Regions from separate parts of the Homo sapiens genome. Here regions 1 and 2 are each linked to region 3. A link is a loop called in an ENCODE intact Hi-C map of the cell type or tissue named here. Cell type or tissue: GM12878. All regions are shown on one strand. Each heading gives the region's core, and the rest is flanking DNA. Links, peaks and the distances in the headings are about the cores only.

Region 1 (6,484 bases), core at 921-5,920, 440 kb after region 3:
CCCTCTTTTGAACTTTCATCTTAAGATTACAAAACAAACACAAATGAGAAGGGATTTATGTTCTTCCTTTGTTAAAGGAGTATCAAACCTGCCTACTTTCTAAGCCTTCTGATGAACATTTTATTTTGAGAGACTGAGCAGCCTCAATTTTATCATTTTGCTGAAAAATTTTTGGTTATGCCATGTGACTCTTAAGGAGATAAGGAACATAATTTCTGAGATCTTAGAAATAAATCCCTTTTGCAAAGGAAAAAAAACTTTTTTGAATGTCCTATAGTATTCCCATATCTTTCTCCACTCCGAGTCTCTTAAAACTGGAATGCAAAATATAGGAGTGGCTACACGGAAATAGAGAATAGAAGTGTGTGCATTAGAGGCTGAGAAGTATAGGGAGGAGGAGAGACTGGTTAACAGACACACTGTTACAGCTAGATAGACCAAATGTGTCTGATGTTCTGCAGCACTATAAGGTGAATATGGTTAACTAACTTATTGTATATCCTCAAAAAGCTAAAAGAGAGGATTGTGAGTGTTTACAACACAAAGACATGCTATGTTTGAGGTGATAAATACCCAGATGATCCAAATTTGATCATTCCACATGTACACATGTATTGAAATATCACTCTGTATCACATAAATATGTATATTACATGTCAACTAAAATAAAAGGAGGGGCCAAACATGTCTCCAGGGTGCTCCAACAATCGTTTCATAATTGTTTGTTTTTTTAAACATTTTTAAATACGCAGACAGAAAAGTGCATTGCACAAAATAAAATACAGAGCTTAAAATTGATCACACCCCCACAAATGTCATGAAGCATCAGCCAGCACCCCGACCCTTGTCTTGTGCCTAGTTTTCTTTTATTGTGTGGTAAGATTTTTTAAAAGGCACTTTGGGAGGCCAAGGCAAGAGGATCACTTGAGGGCAGGGATTTGAGAACAGCCTGGGTGACAAAGGAGACCCTATCTCTATAAATAATAAATAAATAAATAAAATTTTATTGGAAAAAAGTATAAATACTTCGAGGCAAAGGTTGGTGTATCTTCTTCAAGAGAAGATATTTATTTGTTTCTACTAGGCTTCTGGGCACTGACAATACAGAGTCTCCTTTATGCAAATTCAATGACTGAGATGACTGAAAGCTATAGCTTCTTAGAAGTCTGGCCTGGAGCAAATTCTGAGGAACCCCAAACTAAAAGGTTGAGTATAGGGATTACTTGGGATCCTTCTTTGTAAGACTCTGGACTCTAATGTTTTGTATCTTTTGCTTTAAGGGCCTGTCAAAAGTGCAACTAAACTTCCGGCTGACACTTCTAGAATCGGTAAATGTACCAGGAGAAAGTAGCCCTAAATTTTGAGCATATCTTTGTATATTTTTGTCTCCTCTAGGATCTTAGCCCTATAACTCTCTACTAGCTTCTTAGTTCTCTGATATCTGTAAATTATTTACCTAGATTTTCTAATCTCCCTCCATAAGGAGGGTTATTCCAAATTACTCTTCTACCAATACTGTTAGCAGAAGTCATAATTAACATTCAGAAGTCTTCTTATCATAATAATTTGGACAAATTGAACCATTTATTCTATAAAAATAAATTTTTATACATTATCTAAAATAAGGATGTACCTGCCACATATCAAAACTACTTATAAATAATCATAATACACTATTATTGAAACACACCACTACTTTTGAATGCAAAATAAAGATCATTTTTCTTAATTCTTGCAATTGTGATCTTGAGGCTGAGGGGCCCTGATTCATAGTGACAAAAAAGAGTGACCAAATGGCATTAGGATCTCATCTATATGAGAAGAGAGTATTTCTTCTGACAGAGAAGATAATTTTTTTCAAGTCACTCAACTAGCAGTAATATTTGTGGATCCCTTAGCATATGACCTGAATATTCTGCATGTTTTTATGTATACTTTCTTATTGAATATTTATAATATACAACTAAAGTAAATATTAATAGCTCTCATTTACTAACGAGAAAACTAAAGCTCAAAGAAGTGAAATGACCCATTAAAGGATACATACCAAAAAATGGCAATGGCCATAAAGGGGACACATTCAGACCCAGGACCCCTGACTTTTGAAAATTACGTGGAAAATAATTCAAACACAAGGCTGGGAATTTATAAAGCCAGAAATAAGTGAAATTTATTTAAGAAGGAAACAAGGTAGATATGTCTTCACGACCATTATTTCTGAGTTATAAAGACAACTCATATACTCACAAAACACAACTGCAAAAAATGAACTTTGCTAGAATCCAACCCACCCACTCCGTTATACACGAGGAACTTAAATCCAACTGACCAATAGAAAGAGAGTAGAAAGAGTACAGAACTGAAGAAAAAAGGGGACGTGGATCACAGTTACTGTGAATGGACGGGCTCTCAAGAGAAAACTGAGGGAAGAGAGCCAGGACAGCTGGGGTGCAGAAAAGGAAAGTAGCAAGAGTCTGGCTGAGACCGACCCCAGAGCAACGTGGAGCCCCGAAGAAAGGGTAGTGGGAGTCCTCTCTGCTCCCCTCACCTCTGTGGCAATCTGCTGCCTGCCAAACTGTTGGGAAGACCCCCTGCACTCACAGCCCTGGACAACACTGTCCGTGGCGATTTGGAAACTTCATGAGGACAGAGGACCAGGTAGCGAGTTCGCGCAGAGGTTCCCCCATCCCACTCAGACCCAAACTGAGATGGTGAGTACCATACTGGTTATGTACCTATCATTGGCCACTGTCCTGCCTGGGAAATCTCTGCCCCCAAGACGATGCACCAGCAGATCCCCAGCAAACATACCTTATAATCCCCTCAGACTTTCACAAGCACAGCAATCAAGTCCCTGGGGAGCTGTGGGGTCCCTAGAGATCTAACCCTTGGTGTAGGCTGCCCCAAGGGAGGAGGGAGTGCAGCCCATCAAAGCTCTTTTTGGGACAAAGGAAATGAAGGCGCATCACCAATCTCTGGAAGGGGCAGCACCCAGCAGCTGGGAAGAGGGATAGAGAGGGCGTTATTTCCCGACCCCCACCCCATCTACTATTGTGGATACAGCAGAGGTTCTCCCCACTGGGGGCTGACACATGTACACTTGGAGAAAGTGCTTTTTCTTGGCGCAGAAAGTGAGCCTGTGCTGCTTGGACTTGCATGAAGGTTGGGGCCCAACTCCCTCTCCCTACACAGAGCAGCAGCACCCTGACAACGGAGGCCAGACAAGCCATACAGTTGTCTGCTCCAGACTGAGGGAAGAGGCTGTGCCCTGAGTCCAGTTTGGTGGTCGCTGCCAGAGGGCCATAGCCACATCCAAAGGTCCACAGCCACACTGCAGCTGGGAGCCAAAGAACAAAGTCTAAATGAACTGGAGGTTTTGAGCCCTGCAACAGGGCCATGATAGGGAAGGGAATCGTGTTCCTGGCTGCTCAGGACAAGGCTTCACTCCCACTCCCTACCCCAGGGACCTAGAACACCCCAACACAGTCTCTCCCCATCAGGGTGGGCACTTCCCCCTGAGCTGAGAATGAGCCGGCTCTTACTCTTCATTGCCACCTACTGGAATGCAGCCTGAATTGCACCACCAAATTAAAAATCTTCCGGAGGGTCTTACTGCTAGTACACAAGATGTGCTCCCTGAGACCTCCACACCCGGAGCACAGCAGGAGATGGTGTATGGGCTCATATGTCCAATATATCCCTACAACAAGCAGCATCTTAGAAAGCTATCACACAGAACCTATCCACAACCAAGGAACCCATTCAGAGCCTTGGCCCCCACAAAAGCACCCAGAAACAAAACCGGATGATTATACACAACATATACCATAGTCATACCCTCAAGGGAAAAGATAAAAAATTAAAAACAGTCCCATCAAAATGATAGAAAACTCAAAAATAAGAAGCGACGGTTCCTTAAGATGAGTAGAAATCAAGAGGAGAACTCCAGCAGTACAAAAAGACAGTGTTTTGACAACTCCAAAAGATTACATTAGCTCTCTGGCAATGGATCCCAACCAGAGTCAAAAGTCTAAAATGACAGATAAAGAATTTAAAGTATAGATTGCAAGGAAACTCAATGAGATCCAAGAGAAAGTTGAAATGAACACAAAGCAACCCAGTCAGACAAAATTTAAAAAAAATTAATGAACAAAGCACATAAGAAACATGGGGCTATGTAAAGCAACCAAATCTATGACTAATCGGCATTATGATAGAGAAGAAGAAAAAGTAGGCAACTTGGAAAACATATTTGAAAGAATAGTTCAGGAAAATTGCCCTAATATTGCTAGAGCTCAAGACCCAGATACAAGAAATTCAGAGAACACCTGCGAGATACTATACAAGATGACCATCACCAAGATATATGATCATCAGGCTATCCAAGGTCAATGCTAATGAAAACAACTTGAAGGCATAGAGTAAAGGGCAAAATTACCTATAAAGGAAATCCCATTAGGCTAACAGCGGTCTTCTAAACCAGAAGAAATTAGGGGCCTACTTTTAGCCTTCTTAAAGGAAAATAAATGACATTCATGCATTTTATATCCTGACAAACTAAACTCCATAAGTGAAAAAGAAATAAAACTTTTCCCAGGCAAGCAAATGCTAAGGGAATTCATAACCACCAGACCAGCCCTATAAGAAATGATCAAAGGATTTCTAAACATGGAAATGAAAGGATGATACTTGCTACCGTAAAAGGACAGGTAAGTACAAAGTTCACAGATCCCATAAAGCAGCTACACAATTGTACAAAGCAACTAGCTAACAATGCTAGGAGAGGAACAAAACCTCACATATCAATATTAACCTTGAAAGTAAGTAGCTTAAATGCTCTATTTAAAAGACATAGAGTGGAAAATTGGATTAAAAAACAATACTCAACCTGCTGTTGCCTTCAAGAGTCCCATATTATGTGTAATGATACCCACAGACTCAAAGTAAAGAGATGAAGAAAGATCTCTCATGCAAATGGAAAGCGAAGGAAAAAAAAAAGCAGGGATTGCTATTCTTGTATCTGATGAAACATACTTTAAAACAACAGTAAAAATAAATAAAAGAGTATTATATAATGATAAAGGATTCAATTCAACAAGAAAATTTAACTATCCTAAGTATATACAAACCCAGTATCAGAGTACCAAGATTCACAAACAAATACTACTGTATCTAAGAAAAGAGGCAGACAGCCATACAATAATAGTGAAGGGCTTCAACACTCCACTGACAGCACTAGAAAGATAATCAAAGCATAAGCTAATAAAGTAACTCAGGACTTAAATTGGACTCTTGTCCAAATGGACTTAATAGGCATCTACAGAACATTCAATTCAATACCAAAGAATATACATTTTATCATCTGTGCATGAAACAACCTCTAAAATGGTCATAAGGCAAATCTCACTAAGTTCTAAAATCAAAATCATATCAAGCATATTATCAGACCACAAAACAAAATTTAAAAATTAATACCAAGAGGAACTCTCAAAACCACACAAATATATGGAAACTAAACAACTTGCTCCTGAATGGCTTTTGAATAAGCAACTAAATTAAGGCAGAAGTTTTTAAAATTTTGAAACAAACAAAAATAGACACACAACATACCAAAACCAATGGAGATACAACAAAACAGTGTTAAGAGGAAATTTTATAGCGCTAAATGCCTACACCAAAAAGAAAGAAAGTTCTCAAATTAACAACCTAATGCTGCACCTAAAGGAACTAGAAAAACAAAAACTAACCAAATGCAAAGTTAGCAAAAGCAAAGAAACAACAAAGATTAAATGGAATTGTGACCCCAAAAAACAAACAAAGGATCAACAAAACAAAAAGTTGGTTATTTGAAAGGATAAACAAAACTGACATATCAATATCTAGATTAACCAAGAAAAAGAGAGAAGATTCAAATAAGCACAATCAGAATTGATAAAGGTGTCATCACACCCGACACCACAAAAATACAAAAGATCCATAAAGACTACTATGAACATTTCTATGTGTACAAAATAGAAACCAAGAGGAAATGGATAAATTCCTGGAAACATATGACTTCCCAAGATTAAAACAGTAAGAAATTGAAATCCTGAACAGACTAATAACAAGTTATAGAAATGAATCGGTAATAAAAAATCTACCAACTAAAAAAAACCCAAGATCAGATGGATTCATAGCCACATTCTACCAGATGTACAAAGAAGAGCTGATACCAATCTTTCGGAAATGTTTCCAAAAAACTGAGAAAGAGAGATTCCTCCTTAAATCATTCTGTGAAGCCAGTATCATCCTGATACCAAAATGTGACAATGACACAACAAAAATAGAAAACTATAGGTCAGTATCCTTGATGAACGTAGACCCCAAAATCTTCAACAAAATACTAGCAAATCAAATCAAGAAGCTTATCAAAAAGTCAGTTCATCACAATCAAGTGGATTTTATTCCATGGATGCAAGGATGATTCAACATATGTAAATCAATA
Region 2 (6,484 bases), core at 738-5,737, 590 kb before region 3:
TATGCTTCCTAATTTTACATTCTCTTTTGATTGAATCCACCATAGAGGATAATAGGATAATCAAAGCTGTGCTACCTCTGGCCGTGATTGTGCTATTATCCTCAATGAGGGTATCACAAAATTTCATATTAGTGATTTATGTTTTCTACAGTAGATAACACCAAACAGCATATTTCATAACAATTCCATATTTCTAATTATATGATATTAAATCAAATATTTAGTAGCCTGTTATTTATCTAGTTGGTCAAGTTAGATTAATTGGAGCCCTAAAATGTTCCGTCCTTGTGCACAATAAGTGTTCAGTCTGGTTGGGACTCTGTTTAGTCAACAGTACAAATGTTGTGTTTATTTGGAACATCATATGAAAACCAAATTCAGCAATGTCACAGAAAAAAACTTTTTTTTTTTAATTGAAACTCTTCTCTGTCTCCCCAACTTTGGTGTTACTGTTACCTGTGATTTTTCAGAGATTTTAATTTCCATGTCCAGTTCTAATAATCCCCAAATACACTGTAAATCTTAAGAGATTTCAAGGTATCAACTTCAATTTTCCATTATATTTCTAATGAAATAAAAAAATTTTGGTGAGTAGTTAAGGGAACAAATCGAAATGTCTAATTACACCAATATCTGTAATACTAAACAAAAAGGCTAGAATGCTTCTGAAACTTGATTGTACACAAAAATAACCTAGGGCCTTTTAATTTTATTAATTTTTTTTTTTATGGAGATGGGGTCTTGTTCTGTTACCCAAGTTAAAGTGCAGTGGCATAATCACAGCTCACTAGAGCCTTAAACCCCTGGGCTCAAGCAATCCTCCTACCTCAGCCTCCCCAGTAGCTGGGACTACAAGGTACGTACCACCACCATGCCCAGAAAATTAAAAAATTTTTTTAGTAGAGATGGGGTCTCTCACTATGTTGCCGAGGCTGGTCTCAAACTCCTAGCCCAAGAAATCCCCATAACTTAGCCTCCCAAAGTGCCAGGATTACAAGCATGAGCCACCATGCCTGGCCTGGAGGCCTTGTTAAAATGAGGATTCTTATTCCATAGGTATGGGATAGGACCTGGCATTCTGCATTTCTAAGGAGCTCCCAGATGATGCTGATGTTGCTGGCTTGTTGAGCATACTATGAATAGCAAGGATCCAGAAGACTTTTTTTTTTTTTTTTTGAGATGGAGTCTCACTCTCTTGCCCAGGCTGGAGTGCAGTGCGTGATCTCTGCTCACTGCTACCTCTGCCTCCCGGGTTCAAGAGATTCTCTTGCCTCAGTCTCCCGAGTAGCTGGGATTACAGGCACCCACCACCATGCCCAGCAATTTTTTTTTGTATTTTTAATAGAGATGGGGTTTCACCATGTTGGCCAGGCTGGTCTGGAACTCCTGACCTCAGGTGATCCATCCGCCTTGGCCTCCCAAAGTGCTGGGATTACAGGCGTGAGCCACCGTGCCTGGCCAGGACCCAGAAGACTTCTAAAAACCCTCATGAATTTAAGCAAAATGTTCACTTTAACATTTCTTTATGAGCCAGTTTGCATAAAGCTAGGCCAATTACTTAACTGCTTCAGGGTTAGGGACTAACTCTTCCATTAAACCTAAGATGTCATTGATGGTTACATGAGTCATTATTTTATGTTCTGCTAAGAGGGGAAAATGCTGACAAACTGTAATGTATCCTGATTTCAGAAATGTTAAAATAGGAGTTTTAGAACTGAAGGCATATGGTGGCTTCTCTGACTCCTTTCCAGTTTCTACACTGAGGATTTACTCTATCCTAGGTATTTTTTTCTATGAGGTATGTGCTGTGATGATCCCGTTTGACAGAGGCCTGCTGTGGCTAGATTACCTATGTGGCACAGCTGGAACCTGAACCCAGGTGCTTGTGACTGGAGAGCCCACATGCTCAGCCTCTGCCCCACAGGAAGGGCTACTGTCCCCAAGGAAAACATTCCCCTGTGCTGCCTCCTGTGGCACTCACTTACGGTGAATGCCTCTGTATTAGCGACCTACAATAGCATCTGTGCCTGCTGTGTTTATTTCCTTGTTACATACATCTTCTTTGAACCTGGCATCTTGTATTCATCACTCTACTGAAGTGACTGTCTTGAACTCAGCAATGACCTTTTTACTGCCAAATGCAGCAATCCTTTCAGTCTGAATTTTTCTTGACCTCGTCTCCATCTGACATGTCCTATCATCCTCTCCTTGAAACTCCTCTCCTGTGTTTCTGAATAGCTTGCTTTTTATGTCTGATGCGTTTCTGACTATGAGAAAATCATACTTCAGTTAACATATTTATCCCCAGCTCTTTCCTCGGTGAATTAGAGGACTCCAGGCAGTCTCCAGATCCTCACTGAATGAAAGTGAGGAATTTGGGGGTGCAGTACAAATTACTGCTTTGAAATCATGAGTCTTGCTTGAACCTTTTCTGCTCCCACTCTCTGTGTATTTTTATCATTGAGTTTAGTGTTATATTCTAATTATGTTCACTTGTCTTTGTATCCTAGATGAGTGAGATCCTTGTGGGTAGGGACTGTGTTTTATTTATTTTTGTTCCTCCAACCCCTGTCCAATGCCTAGCACATAAACGATTCAACATTGCTGAGGCACAACCACAATCCACTATTTTAGTGGCAGAAGAAGTCATTTCCCGATATCTGTATTGTGTTGCAAGGAAATCTCACTTAGGAGGTCTCAAGCCCTAGGAACAGATCAATCAGAAAGGGAGGTGGGGAGGTGATGTCCTTTCTCCGTTTTATATGGAGACTTAACTGGTCCCAGATTGAAATTACTCTTATTATTTTTTTTTTGCAGAAAAATTAGAAGTCCTAATTTCTTCACGTATGGGGGTAAAATGAACCTTGTATAGAGGACAAAGTCTTCTATGGAAACAAACAACAAACAAGGGCCTTCCTATGCCATTTTAAAAAACAACTCAAGGGTCAAGGACTATAGGGTTAAAGGTACATGCCAAGAAATGATTATTTAGGAGTTTGAAGAGGTTAATCTCTGAAATGTCCACTTGTCCTCCCTAAGGAGCTTCTTCCTCTCACTTGATGACAGTCCTAAACCCATTTCCCTATCAGTCTTAAGGTGATGTGAACCTGGAGAAAATTTGTTCTATTTTTTTTTCTCTTATGGGCTAGCATGTCAGTTTCTTATCACGTGCTGTTTGCTGAGTCACTTTGGTTAGATTTGAGTCAGTTCACTGTCTGCTTCTGAAGCAAGTTGTGTCAAGCCACAGTTATTGGCAATTCGGCCATGTAACAAAGCCGTTTTTTAAGAAAAATCAAAGTAAATGTTTTCAAAAGAGGAAAATGACATAATTGACCCTACCATAAATAATTTTACTGCTTGATTTTAGAGTCCATTACTTATTTCTGATTTTGTTTATCAAATGATTTGTGTTCAACCCGAACAGTACTTTTCTGAAGCCACTAATTTATCACTTGTGGCAGAGCCGTGGTTGCAGAATGTTTAAAACAACCGAGGTAGCTGCAGAGGCCATCAAGAGGCAGTGTGGCAGGGGGGCCGATAGAGGGCGCTGGGCTATTTGTGATAAATTTCCAGAGGCCGGAGCAGCCTGTTTACCAGCCTTCAGATGAAAAAAAAAGCAGAACACAGCTTTTAAAAACAAAAAAAAACAAAAAAAAAAAAACCTCACTAATTCTGAGACACAATGGAATAAAAAAAACATGGAAATGAAAAAATTCATCAGCTATCTCTTAGGTCTGAATTCTACGCAAAGAAAGTTTTCAACGCTGGCTGCTGATCAGTTACAAAGGGCTGACACCACCTAATGTGCATGCACTCTCTGTTTCCCTGATACATTTCAGTTTGCCCAGTGGCGATGGTGGAAGTACTTAAATTACCCAAAGGCCGGCTTTGGAAAGTAATATGACTTAACTTTGTGGAAGACTTTGGAATAAAAGAAATGCTGATGATACAATATCTAGTTTTGAGTGAACATTTTGCTTCCCCCGCTGGAATTCTGATTCTTTCTCTCCCTAGCTTCCTCAGTTTCTTACTTTCTATTTTCCTTCAGAGGTTGAAGTGGGCCCTGTTTCTACAGTCTTTGGGGGAACTGAAGACTTACCCTTTAGGGTTAATTTATGCTCTGCTATTCCTTTCCTCGGTATCTTTGGATACGAGGCTTGCCTTTTGTCCCCTGTCTTATTTCCACTCCTCTCCCCAGAGATCTGTTGGAATGGTTAGGGGAAGGTGGGAGAGGGAGGAAGCTGGTGCAGTGGGGATTGACTGAGTTTGGAAGACATCTTCAGCAGCTTTCTGGTCACATGGGCTCCTCTCAGCTCCCACAACTGCTTTAGGCATATGGCCGAACTGTATGCTTCTGTATTCTAGCCCTGGAACTCACTCACTCTTTATTCTCTACACCTCTCCTCAATAGGTTTCCAGTCCTCTGGTATTTGTTTCAGATTTATCTCTTTGGGTAATGTATGACTGTTACAGCTGGTTGGGTAAGTAGGTGATTTTCACTGCCATGGGTCTAAAGCATCTCGTAAAAAAAACAACTTACAGATACATTATCTAAGAAAAGCAAAAACAAGTAATTATGTCAGGACTTGTAAATTTGTTATAGCAATATAAAAGTGCTCTTAAGCAGGGCATGCTTAAGCTCTTCCTTCTGAATTCATCTGCACTTGAAAAAAATAAGCCAAACTCACCTGTTTTGAGGCAATTAAAAAATGCCTAAACTCTCACTCAAATTACGACTTCAGTGGATTCTTGGGCTTGAGTTCTTTTAGGATAATAATGTATCTGTGATTTTGAAAAGAGTCATATGTGTTAGAACAAGAAGGTTGTAAGAGAATGTATTCATGTGAAACTAGCAGCAGATATGCCGGCCAGGCAAGTCAGCTGAAACAGAGGCAGAGAGTATCTGTAAAGGAGAATGTGTGAAAAGGTGAATGAGGCCTTTGAGGATCCAGCAACAAAAGGAATGAGGATAGGGAAAAGCAAAGAAGAGATGTAGAGTGAGATTTATTTGTTTTAGAGAACTTATCTTAGAGCATACCTACAAAATAATTATAAGAAAAATAATTTATGGAACATGTAAATAAATATGAAGGGCCAAAAAAAAAAAAAGATAACAATTGCTCCTTTCTCCCAAGGAAGAAATAGATAAAGAAAACAAAGTAGTGCTTTTATTTATTTTATTATTTATTTATTTATTTTTAGAGACAGGGTCTTGCTTCATTACCCAGGCTGGAGTCCTGGTCCACAAAACCATCCTTTCCTCTTAGAGGACTCTCGGCCTGTGATGGGAAGGGCTGCCATGAAGTTCTCTGAAGTGCCTTTGAGGCCTTTTCCTAATTGTCTTACATATTAGCCCTTGGCTCCGTTTTAGTTAAGCAAATATCTGTAGCAAGTGGTTGCTTCACAGCCTGCTTGAATTCCTCTCCTTAAAATGCTTTTGTTTTCTGTACCACATGCCTAGGCAGCAAACTTTCCAAATTTTTATGCTCTGCTTCCCCTTTAAATATACTTCCAGCTTTAAGTTAGCTCTTTGCTCATGCCTCCGAGCATAGGTTGTTAGAGGCAGCCAGGCCACATTGTAAATGCTTTGCTACTTAGAAATTTCTTCCACAAAATACCCTAAATCTTCACTCTGAAGTTCAAACTTCCACAGAGACCTAGGGCAGGGGCACAATGCAGCCAAGTTCTTTGCTAAGGCATAAAGTGCATGACCTTTGCTCTAGTTTCCAATAAGTTTCACATTTCCATCTGAGACCTTGTCAGCCTGGCCTTCACTATCCATATCACTATCAGCATTTTGGTCACAACCATTTAACCAGTCTCTAAGAAGTCGCAAACTTTCCCTAATTTTTCTGTCTTCTGAGCACTCAAACTCTTCCAACCTCTTCTTGTTGCCTGTTCTAAAGGTGCTTTCACATTTTCGGGTATCTTTATAGCAATGCCCCAATCCTTGGTAAGAATTTTCTGTATTAGGCTGTTCAGGCACTGCTATAAAGAAATACCAGAGACTGGGTAATTTGTGAGAAAAGAGGTTTAATTGGCTCACGGTTCTGCAGGCTGTATAGGAAGCATAGCAGCATCTGCTTCTGAAGAGGCCTCAGGAAGCTTCCAATTATGGCAGAAGGCAAAAGGGGAGCAAGCACATAAAGTGGTAAGAACAGAAGAAAGAGAGAGTGAGGGGGGAGGTGTCACACATTTAAATGACCAGATGTTGCAAAACTCACTATCGTGAAGACAGCACCAAGCCATGAATCATCTGCCCTCATGACCCAAACGCCTCCCATCAGGCCCCACCTCCAGCATTGGAGATTACAATTCAACATGAGATTTGGTTGGGGACAAACATCCAAACTATATCACTCCTTATTCTCAATAGAATACCATTTTGGACTCATCTTTTACTAATAATCACCATGTGCCAGTTGTGTCAGTTTGATGTATGGTCTGGCCCATGTAGTAGGAGGACAGCCATAGAAAGCCTTGT
Region 3 (6,484 bases), core at 466-5,465:
TTGCAAATTTTCGCTCAAGTGTAGCTAGCCCTAGGCAGTTAGTAGATCTAGCCTCTACACTGACTATGCTCTTTACTATAACTGTGTATGCAGTGTTCTCTCTAAATGCTCTCTTATAAATCTACCTCTTCCATAGAACTTGTTCATACTTTTCTATCCTGGGTATCTGTTCCAGTGTCCTGCATGCATGGGCATTCACCACATGTTGAGGAAGGAAGTGAGGATAGACAGAAGCATAAAAATTCCCTCACAGAAGCAGTCCTATATCATCTTCATCTCCTTGGACTGATACCTTGCATTAACTATGAATAGGATATTTTGCCCTTGAAATCTTTCATTCCTTAGAAACCATATATTCCAGAGTTATCAAGTTAATCCTGATTTCAAATATCTATCTCATTGCCAGACCATGTCAGGTGTTTCCCTGCTATTTGTTTGGTTCAGAAGAATGGTTACCATACCCACACTGCATGTTTGTTTGTTTTCCAGAAAAGATTATTTCCCTAGAGGTCTAAAGAAAATACATGTTATATATTCTCTTACAGCAGCAATTGTTAAACTGACCCTCAAGCTCTTGCTAGAGTTACAAGCAATGAGTTGCAAAGTCATTTAAAAGTCATTTAAACTCTTCAGATAGCTCAATATAAACTCTTGAAAAATAGACTTTGCATGGAAGAAATTAAAGATCTTTAGTGTGAATTTTATTTCTTCTTCACAGTCTTTATTACTATCTCATTTCCTTCATTTCCTACGAGCTACAAAGCTATCTTTCCTGTGTTCAGCTCATCAGTGTTATCGGTTATTTTCTGTAAAGAAGTGCAAATCAGGAAGGAAGGTAACTTCCTGGCCATCTCACCAGGGGCCAAAATTTAATCATTATTCTGGTAGGTTTCATACTCTCCAATATTTTTGCATTAAAACATTAATAAATAAAAATTTCACCTCTAGTTCCATGAAAAAGCCTTATTTCCAAGAAAAATGCTGTTTAACTTGCACTCTTGGTTCCTTCTTTCGGATTTTGTTCCATCAATTATCTCTTTCCCTTTTCATTCCCTCTACCATTAATTTTATTACCCCATCCTATAAATATGCTCAAGTAACATTTATGTTAAAATAAACAACAGACAATGAAAGAGAAGCCAAACTTATTTGGAACTACATTCTCATTGACATCTAGCCAATATCCTTCCTTCTTTTGATCTTCAGACTGCTTACAACAGTGTCAGACTTGTTGACTCCACATCCTTTTCTCCTAAACATTCATTAGTTCTCTGCAATGTGGCTTGCTTCTGTTACAGATATGCCACTGACGTGTTTCCATATGGTCACCAATGATTTCTTAATTTCAAGGACCTTATTTATCTTAGCCTTCATTCATACTGTTGTTTGCTCTGTTTCCCAAGGTCCTTCCCTGCTTCTCTAACTGCCTGTGATTTGTCTGTCTTCTGTTAACTTTCCTCCTCTGTATATCCCTGAAATATTAGTGTCCTTCAATTCTCCTTTTTCAGTCTTCTTTTCTTTTTACTCTGTACTCCCCTTGAGCAATTAAATTCATGCCCATGGCTTCAATTATCACCCATATGCTAAGGGCCCCAAATCTATTATCAACATTCTTAACAGCATGCCTGAGAATCATGTCTATATTTCCAAGTACCTAGTAAACTTCCACTTTGATGGCTCATACATGCTTCAGCTGTAGCATATCAAAGCACAACTTATTACTATTCTTAATTTATTTATCTTCTTATTTCCTCTGATTTGGTTAATGGCCTACAATTGTTTAAGGCAGAAATGTGAAAGTCATCTTTGACTTCTGTTTTCTTCCCTCCATATTTACTTCCATACCAAATATGATTGGTGATATCTCTGAAATGTTTTATCCACCTGCCTTTTCCTCTTCACTTCCAGATTCTGAATTTTTCTCCTCTAGCCTACTGTAATCATCTACACATTGTGTTCCTATTTCCTGTTTCCCCCCTTCATCCTCCTAACTGGTGTAATAAACCCAAATATGATCATGACACTGGCGTATCATCCTTCAAGCTGGCTTTCCACCAGGGAATTGCTTCAAGCAACTTCTCACAATCTTATCTGGGCTCTTGCTTTTTTTATGTTTTCTTTTTAAAACATCATTTTCCTTCAAATCTTCCACTTGACCGGAATCTTTTCATCTTATAGGGTCTACTTCAACTTAAAATATATGACTGAGAATTCAGCAAAAATTCCCTAGTGAATCTAGAAGTAGGGTACTTTCCTGGAAATGCCCTAAATCACTTCATAAGCCTGTGGTGTCAGCATGAATACTGTGGTTTGTTGTCAGAAGTAAAAGAATACACGGTCCTCTCTACCGGAAACAAATGTGCCCAGCTCTAACCATACTACCCTGTTTTTTGTTTCGTTTTAAAATGCCTCTTAAGGAGAAACTCCAAGAACTTACACGACAATTTTCAGACAGACTATGGCATTTTCTTTATCCTATTCAGATTTGCATGAATGTTATGCTAGAGGTATCAGTTGTATAAATTCATGTTTCTAACTTCTGGGTTTCAAAAAGTTGAACATCAATAGCTGTCTCCCATCCTAATTAAAGAGAGTATGCAGTAAATCCAACTGTCACTGTGCTTCAAATCAACAAAATGCCTTTGAGATATGTTAAATGAGGTTCTTCAGTCTAGACAACTGAAGGAAAAAAAAAGATTGCCTTACCTTTTATAATTCACTCAATATAGTTTTGAGTTAGTGAATATAAGGAATTTTGGCTTTTTCTGTTTCTATGAACTGTTTTTCTTTAAATTACACCTTCAGGCTTTATATGAGTGATGTGACATTCTTTTCTCTTATACATTTTTTCCCTTCTCACCTGCAACACATACACTATTCCTCTACTTCATGGATTGCTAACATGCGGATTGTCCTTATAATGACAGAAATTTAGAAAAAAAAAGAATTTCTGAAATCACATAGTTCAACTTCCTCGTTGTTTCCAAATGGGTAAAACCAAAGCACAGATAATGTGTTATGCTTTTGGAGCCACATGGGGACTGAAGAGCTGCATTCTTAGAAGCTATTTCCTCTGAAGAAATTCTCTTCTGAGAATGTTCATTAAAAAAACAGGAATCCCCGTTTTATAACAATGGGAAAGGAATTTAGGGCTTACATGTTGCATCTATTGGCTAATTGTGAAAATGGACTGGGTAGGGATAAGTTAGGAATAGAATCAACGAGACACTTTATGTTCAGAATTTTGTTCTGCCCTTTTCCCCTGACCTACTCTGTCTGACCCATTTGGCTGTTTCTTCACATTCCTGCATGTGTTATAAACCACTGCTCAGCGATGTGAATATAGTCCACCCAGTCAACTGAATTCAGGACCTGTTGACCATCAAGTGCTGGGGACAGAGTGTTCTCTGTGAGCCATTATCTCAGGGTGTCTGAGGACTATTCTGCTTAGTAGGGCAAACAAGAGAACTGACTGGGTTAAAGAAGTTAAATTTTACCAGTAATGGCATTGGTTTATGGTTTGTTAAAGCAGGCATGAGCAACTGAAGGTGATCACAACAAGATAATGAAATAGATTTATTATAGAAGATGGCAGTTAAAGTGAAGCCGTCTCCCTCTCCTTCCTTGCTGGGGCATGTGTCCTTTCTCCTTAAGTTTTCTTAAGGTTCAGAGAGAGGTGAGTTTAAAAAGAGACTTGGCAGTATATGAGTAACCCTGTGAGCTCTCTTAAATGCTCTGGGAAATGAGGTTAACAAGCGTCACCTGCCTGGGTCTGTATTTCATTTTGACATGGCTCGCCAACCAAAAAACCTTTCAACCTCCTCAGCAGCACCTTTTCTTAATTTCACAAGCTTAGCAGTTAGCTAAACTTTATGTGGTAGTAGTGCTAAATTATTAAACATATTTATTAAATCACTTTAATATAATTTGCTTTATTGGCCCTTATTATTCTCTTAATTTTCCATTAAGTTCAATTTATTAAATCTAATTGCAGAGATGATTAGGAGGAGAAAGAAACCAGGCAGTCTGTGCATGTTGCCACAATAAAAGGCCAGCACTTCAAATATTCAATTCTCCTTATTATCTGGGGCTATGAAGCTATAACTGGTTGCTTTTACTGACGTCAGCCAAATTACATTTCCCTTTTTACCTCTATTTATACAACAAGAGGTGAGGTTTGAGTTTATTTCTGAATTGTTGCAGGATAAGTTATAACAATTAAAACTTTCATCTGAAGGATATCTTCACATTTAGGAGTGTCCTTGTTGTTTTTCTCTCACAAACCTTATCTCTTTAATTGCTCTGATTCCCCTAAAAACTTCTAAGTTCTTTGAGGGTGGGGTCTGCATCTTAGTAATTAATGTATCTCCAGTTCCTAGTAAAATTTACAGCTCATAACAAGTGCTCAGCAAATAAATATTTGTTGAATGAATTAGCGAAGGAGTAAATTCTGTCATCATATTCAGTGTGCTCAGACCTTTTTTTCATACAGCAGTCAGCCCCAAGAGGAAGAGGTGCTTACAGTGGTGGAGAAAGACGTGGAACAGCTGGCTTCTGAATATCCTTCAGTAAGTGCTAAAAGGCATCTCTAGTCTAATTATGTTTTACCAAGTTCCTTACACCTTGTAAGCTCCTTGAGACCCCAGGCATTAAAAAATGTTTTTATTTTGTACCCCAATTTCTGCCCACCTGCAGATAAACTACATGTAAGTAGGCAACAATGGATATTCTAACTAAATACGAAGAACTTTTCAAATTGGTTTAGAAAACAGTTTTAGAACTGAAAGATATAATGTGACAATTTGAAATTGTCTATTTTACTATCTAATATATACTTTATAATTTATTCTATATTTTGTAATTCCTGAAAATATGAGAACAGTAGATTAATTCTTATTAATTTATTAACTAGTAACTTATATTTCTATATTAAGAAGAAAAGGTGAGACAGATTAGAAACCTGAATGTAAAATTTGGCCTCTGTTAACTATAACACCATTTTTTATAAGATTACATATAAAATTCAAGCATAAAGGCCAGAATCTTAAAAAACTGCAAGAATTTTGTATATGATTGCAAATCGACTACCTTTATTTTGGGACTATCCTATTCTTTAATACAAATACTTGCCTGCACTCTTGCATGCTGTTCCAATTTCCATACAAACACCTTGAATCTCAGGTGTTCTTAAGATTCAAAACACAGAAAGTAGGCTGGTCAGGACTGGTGTACAAATAAGAAAAACGGGTATTCTGTGTTATTTTCTAATTATCTGATACTTTTTTTTTTTTTGAGACAGCATCTCACTCCGTTTTCCAGGCTGGAGTGCCGTGGTGCGATCTCTGCTCACTGCAACCTCCGCCTCTAGGGTTCAAGTGATTCTCCCGCTTCAGCCTCCTGAGTAGCTGGGATTACAGGCGCCCACCACCATGCCTGGCTAATTTTTGGTATTTTTAGTAGAAACAGGATTTTGCCATGTTAGGCTGATCTCGAACTCTTGACCTCAGGTGATCCACCCACTTTGGCCTCCCAAAGTGCTGGGATTACAGGAACGAGCTACCACACCTGGCCTGATTCTTTTTCAGAAAGCATATAGCAGTAATTCTCAATGCATGGTCCCCAGACCAGTAGCATCAGCGTCACCCAGAGATTCGTTAGAAATGCAAATCACCTGGCCCTGCCCCAAACGTACTGAATCAAATACACTGGGGGTAGAGTTCAGTGATGTGTGTTTTTCATAAACTCATCAGGTAGTTCTGATGCGTGCTGAAGTTCAAGAAGAACTACTGGCATGGAGTATTATTTCCTTTGAAGCTCTGATCTTTCATCTCCTGTTGCCTCAGCACGTTTAAAGTTGAGAGGCTAGTGGCAAGTGAAAAATGATGAAGATTAATGTTTTTCCTTCCTGGTCTAGGGTTGCTTAGCTAATGACTTAGTCCATGTGGCTAATAGGTATTACAATGAATTTCAATGAGCTACATACACACACTTTTGGGCAGTCAGATGCAATTTCTAGTTGACACATCAAATTTGTCATTAAAAATTAAAAGCGACATAGATATACATCTCTGAAATAAAAGGATAATTTAGTTGACCATTACAATATCCATATTTTTAAAATGATGGGGTTATGGTCCAGATTCCTTGGCTCTATTCTGCCTGGACTTATGTGAAGTTACTCTCATGGGAAATTTTACCACCATGGTATGACACAGAAGAGTCAATCCTTTTTTGAGTCATAACAATACAAATAGCATTATCATTATACCTAATGGAGCTGCCTGTGGTCAACAGATGAAAATAATTTAGCTGAACAAACGAACCCTCCTTTTTCCCTGAATGTCTTAATAACAGCTAACTACAATTTGAAGTAACATCAACAGTTAGTGGGCTTATGGATAACTATGGATTCTACCATTTAAAACGATTGCACCAATAAAATATTGTGAAGGATTAATGCACCTTCTAAATCAATGATCATAAC

The links. Peaks named below come from ENCODE experiments on the same cell type or tissue, not always from the same donor. Only the 100,000 strongest peaks of a DNase experiment are listed, where the experiment ranks them.
Region 1: a loop joins it to region 3, with 4 times the contacts of the local background. A loop is called at or near these places in 1 of 110 quality-filtered maps.
Region 2: a loop joins it to region 3, with 5 times the contacts of the local background. A loop is called at or near these places in 1 of 110 quality-filtered maps.

The regions. Positions count from the first base shown.
Region 1 is chr15:54,080,123-54,086,606 of GRCh38, reverse strand. All of the region lies in intron 2 of UNC13C (unc-13 homolog C), which reads right to left. Among named protein-coding and RNA genes, the nearest start is that of UNC13C, 100 kb to the right of the region's middle. In GM12878, for the core only: a CTCF peak has its summit at 3,553 (motif pointing left); no DNase peak of the experiment used is centred there.
Region 2 is chr15:55,106,111-55,112,594 of GRCh38, reverse strand. No RefSeq gene overlaps it. Among named protein-coding and RNA genes, the nearest start is that of RSL24D1, 88 kb to the left of the region's middle. In GM12878, for the core only: a CTCF peak has its summit at 3,529 (motif pointing right); a DNase peak (open chromatin) is centred at 3,234.
Region 3 is chr15:54,515,608-54,522,091 of GRCh38, reverse strand. All of the region lies in intron 24 of UNC13C (unc-13 homolog C), which reads right to left. Among named protein-coding and RNA genes, the nearest start is that of UNC13C, 540 kb to the right of the region's middle. In GM12878, for the core only: no CTCF peak of the experiment used is centred there; DNase peaks (open chromatin) are centred at 2,361, 3,520 and 3,699; H3K27ac peaks cover 1,185 bases.